Linked DNA regions of Homo sapiens: region 1 is linked to region 2. A link is a loop called in an ENCODE intact Hi-C map of the cell type or tissue named here. Cell type or tissue: Calu3. All regions are shown on one strand. Each heading gives the region's core, and the rest is flanking DNA. Links, peaks and the distances in the headings are about the cores only.

Region 1 (8,959 bases), core at 960-8,959, 51 kb before region 2:
AGACTGGGTTTCACCATGTTGGCCAGGCTGGTCTCCAACTGCTACCCTTAATGATCCGCCCTCCTCAGCCTCCCAAAGTACTGGGATTACAGGCGTGAGCCACTGTGCCCCACCTATAATTTTTTTAATGTTACAAATTTGGTAGTTTAAAAATGTTTCCATTTGCAATTACTCAAATACTAATGGAATATAATTTTTGTCTGTTAGCTATTTTTCCTCTTTGTATGTTAGTTCGTCTCCATTTTTGTTTTGAAATTGTGGCAATATAATCATTATACCATTATATCTCTTAACCATTTATACAAGCTCTTTATAGAATAAAAATATGAATCTTTGATCACATTTGTTGAAAATATTTTTCTTTTGTATACACAGTTATCTAAAAGGGTTTTTTTAAATGAAGTCAAGCCCATTAATCTTTTGTGCGTATGTGATTTCTCCCATTGTTCACATTTAGAAAGTCTTTTCCATTAAGATCTGATAAATCTGGACTCCAGGTTTCTGTAGTTAATTGGTTTTTCTTTTCTTCCTCTGTCATCCTCTACCCCATCCTGCACCCCCACTGTATGTTTTTCTTGCCACTTGGTTATGTCTTAAAATCAGTGTGTGGAATCTGTAAATATTATGGACCCCATTAGGGCAGAAAAGGTGAGTGGTCGCATTTTGCCCCTCTGTGAGAGGCTCCTTAGAACTCCTTGCCTGGCCGGCACGGTGGCTCACGCCTATAATCCCAGCACTTTGGGAGGCCAAGGCGGGCAGATCACGAGGTCAGGAGATCGAGACCATCCTGGCTAACACGGTGAAACCCCGTCTCTACTAAAAATACAAAAAATTTAGCCAGGCGTGGTGGCGGGTGCCTGTAGTCCCAGCTACTCGGGAGGCTGAGGCAGGAGAATGGTGTGAACCCAGCAGGCAGAGCTTGCAGTGAGCCGAGATCACACCACTGCACTCCGGCCTGGGCGACAGAGTGAGACTCCGTCTCAAAAAAAAAAAAAAAAAAAAAAAGAACTCCTTGCCTGGAGTGGTGGGGGACTAGGAGTGAAAGTGACATCATTTTCTTCTCTGCTCTTCTTCAGACATCAAGGAGCACGTGAAACAGCTAGAGAAAGCGGTTTCAGGCAAGGAGCCGAGATTCGTGCTGCGGGCCCTGCGGATGCTGCCTTCCACATCACGCCGCCTCAACCACTATGTTCTGTATAAGGCTGTGCAGGGCTTCTTCACTTCAAATAATGCCACTCGAGACTTTTTGCTCCCCTTCCTGGAAGAGGTGAGTGAGTCAGGCCAACTTAAAGGGTGCAGGCCTGGCCTCAGATCCCCAGGAACAGCATTGTTTTCCATCCTAAAGTCCCATCTTATTACCTGTGGTAGCATGAGGAGAGAAGCCAAAGCAGTCCATTTGAATACTCATCTGCACAGTGACAAGGGAACCGTCCACTGCCCTGTAGTGTCATTCTTCAAAGTCAGGGGATCAGGACCCTCCCAGCCAAACTCATTTCCCACTACCCTGCAACCTGTACCCCCTACTCCAGTTGAGGTTGCGTTGGGTGACCTCTCTGTTGTTCTAGGAGAGAGAAGGTGCTGCTGCCTCTTTCTTCTGAAGCTTCACCATGGAGGAGGTAGAGAACAGTGGTTAGGAGGAGCACAGCTGTCAGGGCCAGGCACAGTGGCTCACACCTGTCTTCCCAGCACTTTGGGAGGCTGAGGCGGGCACAGTGGCTAACATCGTCATCCCAGCACTTTGGGAGGCTGAGGCGAGCAGATCGTTTGAGTCCAGCCTGGATTCAAACAATCTGCCCGCCCAGGAGTTTGAGACCAGCCTGGGCGACATGGTGAGACCCTGTCTCTGCAAAAAGTACAAAAATTAGCCAGGCATGGTGGCACCTGCCTGTAGTCCCAGCTACTCGGGAGGCTGAGGCAGGAGGATCACTTGAATGCAGGAGGTGGAGATTGCAGTGAACCAAGATTGCACCACTGCACTCTAGCCTAGGTGACAGGGTGACCCCCCTACCTCAAAACAAAACAAAAAAAACCCCACAGATTTTAGAGGTAGAGTTGAATTTGAATCCAAACCCTGACAGTTAGTACCTGTGGGACTTGGGCGAGTGACTTCATTTTGCTGTGCCTCGTTTTCTTCATTTGTTAAACGTGATGAACGGATTGGGAAGCGGGCAGTATAAAGCTCCTAGAGCAGTGCCTGGTACGTAGTGAATGCAGACGAAGTCAGTTTGGTGGTGGTGGTGGCGCCTCCGTGCCAGGAGAGACCTCTCCTTATCCTCTGTAGCTGTAAACTCTCCCTCATGATTCATGGCATGGGCCAGGTCTCAGCCTTCTCCAATTCCACTGACCTTCCAGCACCTGCATTTCCTTAAAATCCTGTATACTCAGTCAGCTCCGTGGATGGGGAAACTCAGAACATCCCTGGAGGCAGGGCAGTGAAGAGTTTCTTGTCTGGGAAAGGGGAAAAGCGTACTGTTCCCCCAACTCCACCTTGAATATTTTCTGACCTTCACATCGCTAAACTCACGAAACGTGATTATTTTGGGGGTGACTGTAACACATTATTTTTTCCAGTGTCAGTGACAACATAGGAAAATATGTTTTGTTTATATGTTGACTTTCCCTAAATTTTCTTTGTTCCCACAAGAAACCATTTTTTGGTCTCATTATTCTGATTTCATCTCTAGAATTATTTCGTTCAGCCCTGTCCAGTAGTATTTGCAGTGGATCCAGGTGTGGTGGTTTAATGTCTCCACTTAGGTTGTAGCCTCTTTGAAGGTTCCTTACATCGTCCTTTGTCTCCATTATGTTGTGTAAAGAAATTTTTTGTTCTCCTGTAACACTTTATTGTGTTTATTAATATTATATTGCCAGCCTCCTTGACTTGTTTTGTTTTTTTGAGATGGGGTCTTGCTCTGTCACCCAGGCTGAAGCACGGTGGCACACTTATGGCCCAGTGCAGGCTCAGACTCCTGGTATCAAGCAGTCCTCCTGCCTCAGCCTCCTGAGTAGCTGGGAATACAGGTGCATGCCACCATGCCTGGCTAGTTCTTTTTTATTTTTTGAGAGATGGGGTCTCACTGTGTTGCCCAGACTGGTCTCAAATTCCTGGCCTCAAGCATTCTCCTGCCTCAGCCTTCCAGGTAGCTGGCACTACCGGCGTGAGCCACCACACCCAGCTCCTCCTTGATTTCTTTGGGAAAGACTGTAATCTTTATTTTTTTATCCCTAGCACCTAACAAAATCTTGGCACATGGTAGACACTCAATAAATATGTTGAAATACATAGTGGATGCTCAATAAATTCTTGGTTACTTGATCAGACTGAGCTTTTCCATGGTAACTTCTGTCCTCTCCTAGCCCATGGACACAGAGGCTGATTTACAGTTCCGTCCCCGCACGGGAAAAGCTGCGTCGACACCCCTCCTGCCTGAAGTGGAAGCCTATCTCCAACTCCTCGTGGTCATCTTCATGATGAACAGCAAGCGCTACAAAGAGGTATCCAGGATGCAGTGAGAGCGATTCATAAGCCCCAAGTGATGCAAGGGGTTTGGCGGGGAGATGGTCCCTGGTGAAGAAATGGAAATAATCATTGATTCTTAAGAACTGTCCCCCACACTCTTTCCCCATAGAGGTATGCGTTTGATCCCACATCCCAGGAGAACCCACTCTTGCTCTGGGCACTGTGGGACAGGGCTTGCAGTGGTCATGCTGTACCGGTCTGTGGGGGATACCAGCGTAGTACATTCTTGGGGAAAAGTAGGGGCATTTGGAGACAGAAAGACCTGGGTTCCAATCCCAGCCATACCCTAGGCAAATTAATTTCTCCCAGCTATATGTAAGATGGGGATAATAGTGCCTACCTTACAAGATGGTTAGCGTTACATAAAATAATTTGTTTAGAAATACTTAGCGCAATGATCTGCATATAGTAAGCTTTCGTGATATTTTCATAAATGGTAGCTGTTATTATGGACTAATAGCTCCATTTGCAAACTGCACTTCTACCACTCCCCCAGCTAGGGCCAGCTTCTTTGTTCATCATAGCCACTGTCACAGGAGCACACTCAGGAAGTAAGTCGCACTCCTTAATTCCCTGGTTTGTTTCCTTTCCTTACCACACTATTTTTGGTTGTTGTTTGGTTGGGGGTTTTTTTGAGATTGGGTCTTGCTTTGTTGCCCATGCTGGAGGGCAGTGGTGTGATCACAGTTCACTTGACCTCCCCGGCTTAAGTGATCCTTCCACCTCAGCTTCTTGGGTAGCTGGGACTACAGGCATGTGCCACCACGCCCAGCTAATCTTTGCATTTTTTTTGTAGAGACAGGATTTCACCTTCTTGCCAAGCTGGTCTCCAACCCCTGGGCTCAAGTGATTTCCTGGGCTCAGCCTCCCAAAGTGTTAGGGTTACAGGCATGAGCCACTGCGCCTGGCCCACTGTTTTGTTTTTACTGGAGATGGGGTCTTGCTATGTTAACCAAGCTGGTCTTGAACTCCTGGGCTCAGGTAGTCCTCCCGCCTCAGCCTCTCATGTAGCTGGGATTACAGGCACGTGCCACTGTACTTGGCTGTTTGTTTTTGAGATATAATTCACCCCTTTAAAGTGTACTACAGGCCAGGTATGGTGGCTCACGCCTGTAATCCCAGCACCTTGGGAGGCCAAGGCAGGCAGATCATGAGGTCAGACAATCAAGACCATCCTGGCCAACATGGTGAAACCCTGTCTTTACTAAAAATACAAAAAATTAGCCGGGCGTGGTGGTGTGTGCCTGTAGACCCAGCTACTCAGAAGGCTGAGGCAGGGGAATTGCTTGAACCAGGGAGGCGGAGGTTGTGGTGAGCCGGGATTGTGCCACTGCACTCCAGCCTGGTGACAGAGCGAGACTCCGTCAAACAAATAAATAAAGTATACTACAATTGAGTGGGTTTTAGTATATTCCCAAAGTTGTATATCCACCCCTAATTCCAGAACATTTTCATCACCCCACAAAGAAACACCATACGTATTAGTAGTCACTTTTCATTTTCCCCTTACCCAGCCCCTGGCCGCTACTAATCTGCCCTGTCTCTATTGAGGATTTACTTACTCTGGACATTTCATGTAAATGGAATTACACACCGTGTGCCCTTGGTTTCTGGCTTTTTTCACTTAGCATCATGTTTTCAAGGTTGACCCATGTTGTAGTGTGTGTCAGTACTTCCTTCCTTTTTAAGGCTGAGTAATATTCCCTCGTGTGGATGTGCCACATTTTGTTTATCTGTTCATCAGCTGACGGGCACCTGGGTTGTTTCTACTCTTTGGTTATGAATAATGCTTCTGTGAACATTCGTGTACATGCTTTTATGTGAGCCTAAGTTTCCAGTTCTCTTGGCTTGCATACCTAGGATAGGAATTGCTGGCTCAAATGACAACTCCATGTTTATCCTTTTGAGGAACTGCCACTTGATTCTCTTTTGGCTTCCTCCCCAGGCACAGAAGATCTCTGATGATCTGATGCAGAAGATCAGTACTCAGAACCGCCGGGCCCTAGACCTTGTAGCCGCAAAGTGTTACTATTATCACGCCCGGGTCTATGAGTTCCTGGACAAGCTGGATGTGGTGCGCAGGTACAGGCAGCCAAGCATCTCACTTGGGGTCCGTGGGGTCAGAGACTTGGTCAGTCACAAGCACACAGCTGTGGATCTGCAGAGGGCGAAGAACCTGTAGATGTAAGCAGGGAAGAGGGGCAGTGGTTCCCATGCCCTGCGCCACGTGAGGGGTGTGGGAGAGAGACTGGTGCTAGATGAAGAAGTGGGTCACTGCTGGGCTGTAAAGAACTGTCCCCAGGTTCTTCCCTTCACCCCACATCAAGGTAGGACTGAGGGTGGGTTAGGGGTGGAGGGACAGGCTAGAAAACATTTTACTTCTTTGCTCAAAACCTGCAGTGGCTTCCCGTCTCAAGGAAAGACAAAGTCCTTACAATACCTCATAAGGCCTGACGTGATCTGCTCCATTTTGACCTCCCAGACTTCACCTCCTCCTGCTCCTCAGCCCCACTGGCCTGCCTTTCCTCTGGTGTGCCCGGCACACTCTTCTTCAGAGCCTTTGCACTGGCTGCCCCTCTGTCCAGAACACTCTTCTCTCCGCCTCCTTCAAGCCTTCCCTTAACTGATCCCTTCTCAGTGAGTCCTGCCTTGGCCAAGCTATTGAAAAGTTCAACTCATCTTTCTCACGTCCTGCATTCCCCATTGCAGTTCCCCTGGCCTCACAGGCCTCCCATCTTCTGTCACACTGCAGGCTGTGCTTCTTTCTCATGACCATTGCCTCCCCCACTGCACTGCATTCCCTAAGGGCAGGGTTTTGTCCCTTTGTCGCACCCAGAATAGTGCTGTACACCTTAGGCACTCGATAGTTAACAGTATTCAGCAAATAACCAGAAAAGCAATTTGTATAACTTTTTTAAGGAATTGAGAAAGAGCGAAGAGTTAAAGGCAGTTCAGAGAGTTGTGATTTGAAGGCTTTGACATCTTTCTTTCCTTCTTGAAGCTTCTTGCATGCTCGGCTCCGGACAGCTACGCTTCGGCATGACGCAGACGGGCAGGCCACCCTGTTGAACCTCCTGCTGCGGAATTACCTACACTACAGCTTGTACGACCAGGCTGAGAAGCTGGTGTCCAAGTCTGTGTTCCCAGAGCAGGCCAACAACAATGAGTGGGCCAGGTACCTCTACTACACAGGTGAGCAGAGGGGCCCAACCCATAAATCAGAAGGTGTCTCAGGCCTGCCTGGTGCAAATTTTCCAAGGGGTGGTGCATAAGAGGCCCATTTGGCACCCTGGCTTGTCGGTGGGGAGTTGGATGACCCTACTCTGTTGACCAACTCTCCTCTCCTCCACTCCCAGGGCGAATCAAAGCCATCCAGCTGGAGTACTCAGAGGCCCGGAGAACGATGACCAACGCCCTTCGCAAGGCCCCTCAGCACACAGCTGTCGGCTTCAAACAGACGGTGAGCCACAACTACCATCATCCCTTTGCCTCTTTTTTTTTTTTTTTTTTAAATGGTGTCTTGCTATGTTACCTGGGCTGGTCTTGAACTCCTGGGTTCAAGAAGTCCTCCCACCTCAGCTTCCCAAAGTGCTGGGATCACAGGTATGAGCCACCATGCCTGGCCCCTTTGCCTGTTACTCATTCCCTACCACTTCAGTTCTCTTCTCTATGCTAGGGGCTAGGAAAGGCATCCTTAACCTTCCTATCCAGAAGGACTTCAACTTTTATTATTATTTTTTGTGTGTGTGGAGACAGGCATATCACTGTTGCTCAGGTGAGAACTCCTGGGCTCAAGCAATCCTTCGGCCTCTGCCTCCCTAAGTGCTGAGATTGCAGGTGCGAGCTGCCATGTCTGCAAAAGGTTGCTTCACATCTATTTGTGGGTGTCAATGAAGCAGACACTACCTGCACCTCTGGCAGTGGATATTCAGAGTGTTTCTGGCAGATAGGTTTAGAATATTCCTGATTCCCCAGCGCTCCTGACAGTCATTCCAGGCTTGGACCTAGATTGTGTTGATACAAACCCCAGGTTTTTATCTAGTCCTTCATGTTCACATTTGGAAACTGTATTGTCTGTGGCCAAGGAACCCAGAAAATCTCTGCAAGGCTGAGTGGCTCAAGTAAACATAAAACTTGGCCACTTAAGAGCTGTCAGTCAGCAAGTATTTAAGCATCAACCTTGGTATTAGGCACTGTAAGGGATAGGAAGGGAGGATAATAAGTGATCTTTCTTTCTTTTCTTTCGTTTTTTGTTTTCTGAGACAGAGTCTCCCTCTGTCACTCAGGCTGGAGTGCAATGGCACGATCTTTTCTCACTGCAACCTCTGCCTCCCGAGTTCAAGTGATTCTCCTGCCTCAGCTTCCTCAGTAGCTGGGCAGGCGCCTGCCACCACATCCAACTAATTTTTTTGTTTGTTTTTTTGGTTCTTTTTTTTGAAACGGAGTCTTGCTCTGTCTCCCAGGCTGGAGACAGAGGTGCCATCTTGGCTCACTGCAACCCCTGTCTTTGGGGTTCAAGGGATTCTCCTGCCTCAGCCTCCCGAGTAACTGGGATTACAGGCGCCTGCCACCACGCCCAGCTAATTTTTTGTATTTTTAGTAGAGATGGGGTTTCACCATGTTGGCCAGGCTGGTCTCGAACTCCTGACCTCAAGTGATCCACCCACCTCAGCCTCCCAAAGTCCTGGGATTACAGGCGTGAGCCACCGCTCCAGGCCAGGTATTTCTTATTATTAGAGTATTTCAAAGAGATAAAGAATGTTGTGTCAGAAAGCTTGAGGGTGTATGTGAAGTCACAGAGCCCAGTAGCCAGGATGTAGACCCAGTCTTCCCAAATTCAAACCTCTGCTCCTACCTTCACACAACATCCACCTCCATGGTGTCTTGACAGGGAACGGGAGACGTGTGTTGATTAGGTCAATGTAGTAGGAGATTCATTTTATTTCTGTTCAGAAGTTCAGAGAAAGTCAGATTTGTTTTTGATCAAATAATGAAAGAGAAAGGGTCTTAAAGAAAAAGTTGGCTAGGTACAGGGCTCACACCTGTAATCCTAGCACTTTGGGAGGCTGTGGCAAGAGGATTGCTTGAGACCAACCTGAGCAACATATGGAGACACCGCCTCTGCAAAAATTAAAAACCTAGCTGGGCGTGATGGCATGCACCTGTAGTCCCAGCTACTTGGGAGGCTGAGGTGCAAGGATCACTTGGGCCCAGGAAGTCGAGGCTGCAGTGAGCCATGATCGTGCCACTGCACTGCAGCCTGGGCGACAGAGCAAGACTCTGTCTCAAAAAAAAACAAACATTAAAATTGAACTGGTCTTTGAAAGATGGGTAGGATTTTCACAAGGAGTAAAGGCTTTTCAGACACACAGGGTGCGTGAGCAAAATGTTAGATTGCTTACAATATGAGAGACACTAAAGTTTCTTTTGAAAATCACT
Region 2 (10,148 bases), core at 1,267-9,266:
AGAAACATGATGGGAAACAGGAGAGAAGGAGCACCTGGCCCTGAACTCCTCGATTTTGGCACTCCCTCCGGCACACGAAACCACACAGGAAGGCTTCCCCTGAGGACAACAGGGAGGGAGGGGCCTGAGGGCAGCATGCACTGTTTCCAGAAGGGGGGTGGGCACCTAGAGCTGGAAACCCCAGAGACCATTCCCAAAAGCCTGATTTCCAGGGGACACAGCCAGCTGACTTCAGAAGGTATGGCATCACACAGGCTCAGGAGAGAGAGGCAGAGGGAGGCCAGAATCCAGTGGCTGGAACAGGGAGGGCGGCCACAAATCACTCGAGGAGTGAGCGGATCCCAAAGTCCAGTCTTGCAGAGGCTGTCACTCTCCTCTGGGGGAACTGGGTCCCTAAATGGCTTTCTCATTCTCAACCACTCCCTCATCTAGGCATTGCGTTTGCTGCCCTCCCCTGCTGAAGGCCTCTTACACACTCTCTCTCAAACTCCCACCATGCTCTAAGCTTCTGTTCAAGCCCCAGTTCCTTTAGCAACTCACCCGACTGGTCTAACTCACTGTTCTCTCCTTAATGCCCACACTCATGGTCTAAGCCATATTGGTTAGCACTGAACTATAAGTTACTTATCCTAGTTACAATTCCAGAGGGTCAAATGATGAATAATGGCACCAACTAGCCCATTAACCTCCATGGAGCATAAAAGGGGGAAAAAAAGACAAGACCTGAGATCCATTAAAATTCAGTATTCATCCGATTTTCAGCCAATAAACATTTATCAAGGGCCCAAGGTAGGGAAGAGGCTGTCAACACAGTCCATTTTTATATAAAGATTGTCTTTTTGGACTTTTCACAGGCAGTAAAACATACTTGGGGAAGAAATAAATATACTAGTCCTAAAACAAGCTCTCCAACCAGGTCCTGAAGCCTCGAGAGTAGCCCATTCTAGCATTCTTGTTCCTGGAGAACAAGAGACCTGTAGGTGGTCCCAAGCCACTTGGGCTTCAAGGAGCAAGACTATGGCCTTAGGACCCCATTGCTGGAAATACTGGCATCTTCCCTCCCGCCAGGTGATCTGTCTGTTCTCAGGCTCTGGAAAGTACCCAAACTTAACATCTGAACTTGAGTCAAGAGGCATATGGTACAACAGGCCCAACAGCAGACAGGCACTGTGTTAAAAGGGGCATTTTAGGTAACATTCAAATACAAGAGTCATCTGCTTCCAAGCGATGAGTAACATGGAGACAAACACAATAATGGACACTGTGCTTGTCTTGTCCTCTAGTTTTTTCCTCGTCTGTGATGTACTAGTCTTGCTACCCACTAGCAGCTATGCTTGATGAGGGCAGGGACCCTGCCACATGCTCCTTTGGTAGCCCCCCACCCCCCACCCCCAGCACCTAGCACAGTGCTGGGTATACAACAATGCTCAGTAAATACCTGTTGGTTGATTGGCTCGGGTGCCACCCTGCCCAAGTCCCTGGGATGTGTGCAATGCTTATGGGGAGAAAAAAAAGGAAGTGGGATGGTTTCAGATCCTCCTGGAAAGAGGTGGGATGGCATCCTGCCTCTCCCTTCTCAATTAAAGGACCGGCTATGGGAGCAGCGGCAGGTGGGGCTCAGGGGAATCAAGGGACATACAGGCCTCCTCTAGTTTGGCGATGTGCAGCAGGGCCCGGTTCTTGGTGCTGCTGAGGGTTTTCTCCAGGCGCTGAAGGCACATGGCAAGCTGCTTCTCCCCAGCGGCTGGAGTGCCGGCCTCCAGCCCCTCCCGCAGCCGCTCTGCAGAGGCTGCCGTGCAGCGCAGCAGCCAGTGGAGGGCGCTAAGAAGGGCTCGGCACAGTCCGATGCATTCCTCTGCTTTGCCGTGACAGCTACAGGGAAGGATGCAAAATCAGACTCTGTTCTTCCAATGGCTGAAATCCGACCCACATCAATGTTCCCCAGAGTCCCTGGCACTCCCCTACTAGGGACTAGGGCTGAGAAGCTAGCAAAGTCCTGGGGAAGATGCTTAGCCCCTTTGGCTCCTACTGGACAAGATTTCAAATGAGCTACTCCAGACAGAGAGGAGGCACTCTGTCCTAAGGGAGTAAGAAAAGGAGGGCACAGGTAAGTGTAGATGGGCAGGTGGGGAGAAAAAACGTTGGAACCCGGAGTTGGTCTCGGTCTGTGTGCTAGGAGCTGCACCTCTGCACAAAGACAAGGCTGGAACATTGTATTGTGAGCCCCCTTACCCCTGCCCTTACCTCAGACGGTCACAAAACATGTCCATGATGTCCAGCAATGCCTGGACACACAGGTCCCGAGAAAAGTCATCAAACTGTGGAAAGGACAGTGGAGATGCTACGGAATGCCTCCATCCACCCCCAGGTCTCACATGAGGCAGACGGTGCATTCAGGACTCCTGCTCCTCTCTCCTCCAACCCTGGGTTCCAGACTCAGCATCCTCAACACTGGACATTGGCTCCCAAGCACCAGCCCCTACTTGCCAGGATCCCCCTCCCATGGAAGTCCAGCAATGCCAGCCAGAGGCATCATGTGCTGCCTATCCAGCCTCACGGGTCACAGCATCAGGGCCGTCAAGGAGGCGGGGCCTTGTCTGTCATCCCCAATCTAGCTCCTGAGTGTCTATGGTCATACCTTACTGATGGCTGTGAGGACAGAAGAGTAGGACACCATCTGGAGAGAAGGAAGAAAGATAATCTTTAGACAACTAGTCTCCCACAGTTGAGAGGAACAAACACTGATGCTTCAAGTTGCTGCAGCTCTCCTGAACCTCAACCCCTTCCACAGGCCCTCTTCAACCCAAGCAAGGAGAGGCAGTGTCACTGTGCACTGCCCTGTTCCTGCCTCTGTCAGACTTACTGCAAATGGTATCAGCATAAGCCCATCAAGAAGATGATTCTGGGGATGCTCAAAGGCTCCATGTTTCAGGCCGAGCATGGTGGCTCATGCCTGTAATCCCAAAACTTTGGGAGGCCGAGGCGGGCGGATCACGAGGTGAGGAGTTTGAGACCATCCCGCCCAACATGGTGAAACCCCGTCTCTACTAAAAATTAAAAATTAGCTGGGTGTGGTGGTGCGTGCCTATAATCCCAGCTACTCAGGAGGCTGAGGTAGGAGAATCGCTTGAATCAGGGAGTTGGAGGTTGCAGTGAGCCGAGATTGTGCCACTGCAGTCCAGACTGGGAGCAGAGCGAGACTCTGTCTCAAAAAAAAAAAAAAAAAAAAGCGCCTGCTACTCACTGTCCTCAATAAGCATGGGTTAACTGACGGCTAGTGGGCAGAAGCATGGGCAAGAGTGAAGCCATGTCACTGTATTCCTACAGCTTCCGGCAAGAACAGAGGTTTTAATGGGTAAGAACTAGAGACAAACAAACATTTCCTGCACTGAGCAGGTAGTACCTGCACCTTGAAACAGGGAGTGGCTGGGCGTGGTGGCTCACGTTTGTAATCCCAGTACTTTGGGAGGCTGAGGCAGGATTACCTGAGGTCAGGAGTTCAAGACTAGCCTGGCCAACATGGTGAAACCCTGTCTCTACTAAAAATACAAAAATTAGCTGGGCCTGGTGGCCTATGCCTGTAATCTCAGCTACTTGGGAGGCTGAGGCAGGAGAGCTGCTTGAGCCTGGGAGACGGATGTTGCAGTGAGACGAAATCTTGCCACCGCACTCTAACCTGGGTGACAGAGTGAGACTCTGTCAAAAGAAAAGAAAGGGAGGGAGAGAGAGAGAAAGAGGGAAGGAAGGAAGGAAGGAAGGAAAGAAGGAAAGAAGGAAAGAGTAAGTTTTACTGTACAAACTCTTATTTGTTCTCCAGAACTTACTCCCTAGGACCCATCCAGGACACCTTCCCTGATCAACCCCAACCTCCCCCACAAAGCTGAAACCCTTCCTCTGTGCTCCAAGTAATCACCTAAGGCTCATCATTACACGGCGGGTGCCTGCAGTCCCCACTAAATTAGAAGCTCCTTGAGGACAAGGATGCTTTTACTCAGTGACCACCACAAACTTGATGTTTGTAGAATGAATAAATAAAAACACCTTTAGCTCAGCATGTCTCAAAGTAGCTTCCAAAGCTGCCCTACCCAATACACAAGTCACTAGCCCCATATGGTTATTTAAATTTAAATTAATTAAAGTTAAATAAAATTTGGCCAGGTGTGGTGGCTCACGCCTGTAATCCCAGCACTTTGGGAGGCCAAGGCGGGAGGATCATGAGGTCAAGAGATCAAGACCATCCTGGCTGACACGGTGAAACCCCGTCTCTACTAATAATACAAAAAATTAGCCGGGCATGGTGGCGGGTGCCTATAGTCCCAGCTACTAGGGAGGCTGAGGCAGGAGAATGGCGTGAACCCGGGAGGCAGAGCTTGCAGTGAGCCGAGATTGCGCCACTGCACTCCAGTGTGGGCGACAGAGCTAGACTCTGTCTCAAAAAAAAAAAAAAAGAAATGTCACACACATACCCTGAGCTTGTGTGTGACATAAATTTGAGAAACACTGGATTAAACATATAACGAGAACTTTACCACAGAACTTCTCGGAACCATGATATACTCGTATACAATGAGAATCTCTAAGAAGACTGACGATAAAACAAAGCAATATCCTTTAAACTTACTTGACCAAGGAATTTCATGTACCCAGTATTTCCAAAATACATTTTGGGAAATTCTACCTGAACAGTAAGTTCCCAGAGGACAGAGATGGTATTGAATTTATATCTGTTTCTCTAGCATCCAGCCCAAGAACTGATACACAATAGGTCCTCAGGAAGTTTTTATTGCTTTGAACAGATGAATTCTACTAACTAGTTGCCTTCTGGAAAAATCTTACCTTAAAATAAATTTCTGTTAGTAAAACCTATTCATCACCATCATAAGACTGGATATCTAGTTCAGCTGTCTCTGCTGGAGGAGTGGAAGCCTCCAAAGATTTAAGAAGAAAGCTGTCGGCCGGGTGCAGTCGCTCACGCCTGTAATCCCAGAACTTTGGGAGGCCAAGGAGGGTGGATCACGGGGTCAAGAGATCAAGACCATCCTGGCCAACATGGTGAAACCCCGTCTCTGCTAAAAATACAAAAACTAGCCGGGCGTGGTGGCGCATGCCTGTAATCCCAGCTACTCAGGAGGCTGAGGCAGGAGAATCGCTTGAACCCAGGAGGCAGTGGTTGCAGAGAGCCAAGATCGCACCACTGCACTCCAGCCTGATGACAGAGCAAGACTCCATCTCAAAAAAAAAAAAAAAAAGGAGAGGAAGAAAGCCGTCTGCTCAATCACCTGGGTTTGGCAAACTTTCCATCCATGTGCAATTTCCCTCTCACCAAAATACACTGCTCTGTTCAGCCATCTTTCACTAGTACTCCTGGGTGAACAGGAGCAAAACACAGAGGGCTTAAATACCATCAGTGTTCAGAACCACCATACTGTGAGGCCAGGGCTAGTGTCTGATATCCATCAGAAAGCTGGGAGCCTGCCTGGGCAGGATGACCATAACGTTCCGGCGAGCGTTTTGTTTATTTATAACTGATGTCCCCATAGCGAGTGCTTGGCAAAGAAGTGAACCTTGCTGGATACCAACCTGCAGGGGGAGCTGGATGTCCCCACTGAACACTGACCCTCAAATGCCGGGAGAGAAACCCCCAATTATGCATGTTCCGAGGGATGCCATTCGTCAAAATGAATTTATGGTCTTCAAATTCTGAATTCTGTTCAGCAGATTTCTGCTAACTGTATCAATAAAGCACGGCTACTTCAGAGACCCAAAAATGCTTTCTACATGACGAACTGTTTTACACAGCAGGATCTGGCCTATTCAAGTCTTAATCATTCTATCACAGTAGAAGCTCTAAACCACCACAGGCCCCCAGGGCAGGAGACCCTCTGTGTGGCCACCATGCTTGTGGCTAGCCCCACCTGACCCTGCAGCTGCTCTCAAATCCTCTCTGCTCTTCTGAATATTCAACACCCCAACTACTCCTAAGTGCCCTCTACTCGCATAACATTGGGCCAAAGAGCCTCTTGACTCTGAAGGAAGAATAAATTACTAATTTTGCACAGCACTTGAGAGGGCACAAAGGTCTTTCATATCTATTTACTTCTGTTACTTCAGCCTCTTTCTCTTTCTTCCCTTTCCCATCAGTGTTTATACATCTCAAGACTCTTCTATTGGTCTGTTTGTTGTTTGAGACAGGGTCTCGCTCTGTCACCCAGGCTGGAGTGCAGTGGTGCTCCCGGATTCAAGCAATCCTCCCACCTCAGCCTCCTAAGTAGCTGGGACTACAGGTGCACACCACCATGCTTAATTTTTTTTTTTTTTTTTTTTGAGATGGAGTCTTGCTCTCTCGCCCAGGCTGGAGTGCAGCGGCGAGATCTCAGCTCACTGCAAGCTCTGCCTCCCGAGTTCACACCATTCTCCTGCCTCAGCCTCCCGAGTAGCTGGGACTACAGGCACCCACCACCACGCCCGGCTAATTTTTTGTATTCTTAGTAGAAGCGGGGTTTCACCATGTTAGCCAGGATGGTCACGATCTCCTGACCTCGTGATCTGCCCACCTCGGCCTCCCAAAGTGCTGGGATTACAGGTGTGAGCCACCATGCCAGGCTAATTTTCTTTTTTTGAGACAGAGTCTCACTCTGTTGCCCAGGCTGGAGTGCAGTGGCACAATCTCGGCTCACTGCAACCTCTGCCTCCTGGGTTCAAGCGATTCTTCTGCCTCAGCCTCCCGAGTAGCTGGGACTACAGGCACGCGCCACCATGCCCGGCTAATTTTGGTATTTTTAGTAGAGATGGAGTTTCACTCTGTTGGCCAGGCTGGTCTCGAACTCCTGACCTCATGATCCACCTGCCTCGGCCTCCCAAAGTGCTGGGATTACAAGCGTGAGCCACTGTGCCCAGCTGCCTGACTTTCGTATTTTTTGCAGAGATGGGGTTTTGCCGTGTTGTCAAGGGTGGTCTCAAATTCCTGGTCAAGTGAGTTGCCCACCCACACTGGCCTCCCAAATTCCTGGGATTACAGGTATGAGCCTGGCCTAGATTCTTCTATTTTTAAAAGAGTTTCCTATAGACCCCACACTTCCATTTAACCACCACCCCATCTCTGCTACTCTTCACACATATAAAAGTTTTTTTTTTTAATTTTATTTTCTTTTTTTTTTTTGAGACAGATTCTCACTCTGTTGCCCAGGCTGGAGTGCAGTAGCGCGATCTCGGCTCACTGCAACCTCCACCTCCCAGGTTCAAGCAATTCTCCTGCCTCAGCCACCTGAGTAGCTGGGATTACAGGCATGCACCACCACATCCAGCTTATTTTTGTATTAGTAGAGACAGAGTTTCGCCATGTTGGCCAGGCTGGTCTTGAACTCCTGACCTCATGATCCACTCCCTTGGCCTCCCAAAGTGCTGGGATTACAGGTGTGAGCCACTGAACCCGGCCTTTTTAATTTTACTTTTTTAGTAGAGATAGGGTCTATGTTGTCTAGGCTGGGCTCAAACTCCTGGCCTCAAGTGATCCTCCTACCTCGGCCTCAAAAAGTGCTGGGATTACAGGTGTGAGCCACCACGCCCGGACAACATAAGAGTCTTCTACACTCCCTGGCTCTACCTGCACACCTTCCATTGACTATTCAACGCACTCCAATCACTTCTGTCCTGACCACTCTATGAATCTTCTCATTAAGGTCATTGACAAACTCTTCATGTTAAACCTAATGGATCCTTCTCTGTTCTGATCTTACCTGACTTCCCAGCAGCATCTGACCCCTTGAAACATTCCCTCACCCCTCAATCCTCTCTTGGCTTTTCTTGATAACACTCTCACTTTTCTTCCCTACTCTCTGGCCCCTTCTCTTCAGACTCCTATGAGGAATTATCCTCCTAAGTGTGTTCCTTAAATGAGATTGGTTCCTCAGGAAGTTGGGTTTAGTCACTTCTTTGCTCACTCTCCCTGCTGTCTCTGCACAATCTCATCCATGCCCATAGCTTTGATTACCATCAGTAGCTGGTGACTTCTAAACCAAAAGCTCCAGTCTAGAACTCTCCTTTTGAGTACCAGACACGTATGTTCAACTGCCTACCGAGTATCCTCTTTTTGATACCCCACAGTCTTCTTAAATTTAAAAGGCCAAGATCAAACATGTATCCTCACCCACATCCCAACCCTACTCTGCTCTTCCACTGTCTCATGATCCATCAGCTATCTAATGTCCAAACCAGAAACCTAAGCGTTATCCTTGACCCCTTCTCCTCTCTCACTCTGCTCGTCCCATTAATCAAATTGTTTCAATGCCACTTCCTAAACTGTTCTTAAATTCATCATTTTTTTCTGCTGCCACTTCCCAATTTTGTGCTAGTATCATTTCTCGCCTGAATTACAGCAAGAGCCTAAATCAGGGGTTGGAAAACTACAGTCTGCAAGTCCAATTTGGCTCATCACTATTTTTCTTAATCAAATTTTATTAGAACACAGCTATACCCATTTGTTTACAGATGGGCTATACCTATTTTTGAGCTGTAATGACAGAATAGTGATGAGAGAGACCATTCAGTCTGCAAAGCTGAAAATACTTACTATCTGGGTCCTTTAAAGACAAAATATGCCAGACTCAATGATATCCCCATCTTCTGTCTTACCTCCCTCCAACTCGTTCTTCAAACTATAACCAGAGTGATCTTTTTAAAATTAATCCACAAATGTCCCTAATTAATCTACAAAGTCAAGGAAATCTGGATTAAAATATAATAGGATTTTTATGGTAACTTAACGAATTGATTCTAAAATTTGTCTGGAAATGAAATGTCTGAAAACAGCCAAAAAAATTTTGAAAAATAAAGAAACTAAGTGAAGATTTGTCCACCAAGGTATCAAAACATACTATAAAGCTCTAATAAAGTTCTGGTGCAACAAAAGAGAAAGAGGCCGGGCGCAGTGGCTCACGCCTGTAATCCCAGCACTTTCGGAGGCTGAGACAGATGGATTATGAGGTCGGGAGTTCAAGACCAGCCTGGCCAAGATGGTGAAACCCCATCTCTACTAAAAATACAAAAATTAGCTGTGCGTGGTGGTGGGCATCTATAATCCCAGCTACTTGGGAGGCTGAGGCAGAGAATTGCTTGATGCTTGAACCCAGGAGGAGGAGGTTGCACTGAGCCGAGATCGCACCACTGCACTCCAGCCTGGAAGACAGAGTGATACTCCGTCTCAAAAAAAACAGAGAAAGATACCAATGAAATATACTAGGGTGTCAAAAAATGGACCCTTGTGTACAAGAGAATTTAAAATTTAAGATATGACAAAGAATGGCCTATTCAATAAAGACAGTTGAGCCATTATCCATCTATTTGAACAAATAATAAATGTGGATCCCATCCTCATACCACAATAAATTCTAAATGGATCAAACAAAGTAAATACAAAAAATAAAAGTCCAGTGTTGGCAGAAATTAGAGAATATATTTTTCATTTTATTACGTATGTATGTATTTATTTATTTTGAGATAGGATCTCACTCTGTCACACAGGCTAAAGTGCAGTGATGTGATCTCAGCTCACCGCAAGTGCGCCTCCGCGGTTCAAAGGATTCTGCTGCCTCAGCCTCCCGAGTAGCTGGGATTACAGATGTGCGCCACCATCAGCTAATTTTTACATTTTTAGTAGAGACAGGGTTTCACCATGTTGGCCAGACTAGTCTTGAACTCCTAACCTAAGGTGATCCACCCACCTCGGCCTCCCAAAGTGCTGGGAGCCACCACACCCGGCCTGTTGTTAATAATGAGATTTTCCCTTCAGATTTCCCCTTCCCAGATCCCGTTGTCTCAGACTGATGGGATTTTCTCCACAGCCTCTTGACTGGCTCACCAATTGTTGTGCTGGACCCCTATTCACTAGGGATGGCACCAGGTTCAAGAGGCTGAAGGGACCTGGAGACAGCAGATGACACATAGGGTTTTGCTAGGCGGAACTTATATGCAGGGACAGTCCAGGGGTGGTGGGCTGGACAGGAGAACCGCCTGTAATTTTTTTTCTTAGTATGCAGAAATTTTTTATGTTTTTGTTGTCAGTTTTATCCTTTTTTTCCCTTACTGGACTTTTGTCTTCCTTAAGGATTTTTCTGCTTCAAAGATTTAAATAAGCCAGGCGCGGTGGCTCA

What was found. A loop is a pair of places that touch in the nucleus more often than their neighbours do. Peaks named below come from ENCODE experiments on the same cell type or tissue, not always from the same donor. Only the 100,000 strongest peaks of a DNase experiment are listed, where the experiment ranks them.
Region 1: a loop joins it to region 2, with 5 times the contacts of the local background. A loop is called at or near these places in 7 of 110 quality-filtered maps.

What each region holds. Positions count from the first base shown.
Region 1 is chr17:39,983,218-39,992,176 of GRCh38, forward strand. It overlaps PSMD3 (proteasome 26S subunit, non-ATPase 3), which reads left to right. Exons shown (of 12, transcript NM_002809.4): 2 at 1,077-1,267; 3 at 3,358-3,495; 4 at 5,466-5,602; 5 at 6,522-6,712; 6 at 6,877-6,980. It overlaps LOC124904000 (a long non-coding RNA gene), which reads right to left. Exons shown (of 3, transcript XR_007065751.1): 1 at 8,376-8,959; 2 at 5,377-5,678; 3 at 3,481-3,565. Among named protein-coding and RNA genes, the nearest start is that of PSMD3, 6.9 kb to the left of the region's middle. In Calu3, for the core only: no CTCF peak of the experiment used is centred there; no DNase peak of the experiment used is centred there.
Region 2 is chr17:40,033,478-40,043,625 of GRCh38, forward strand. It overlaps MED24 (mediator complex subunit 24), which reads right to left. Exons shown (of 26, transcript NM_014815.4): 4 at 2,639-2,677; 5 at 2,245-2,318; 6 at 1,640-1,872. Among named protein-coding and RNA genes, the nearest start is that of SNORD124, 11 kb to the left of the region's middle. RefSeq lists an enhancer at 2,125-2,992. In Calu3, for the core only: no CTCF peak of the experiment used is centred there; DNase peaks (open chromatin) are centred at 1,804 and 5,544.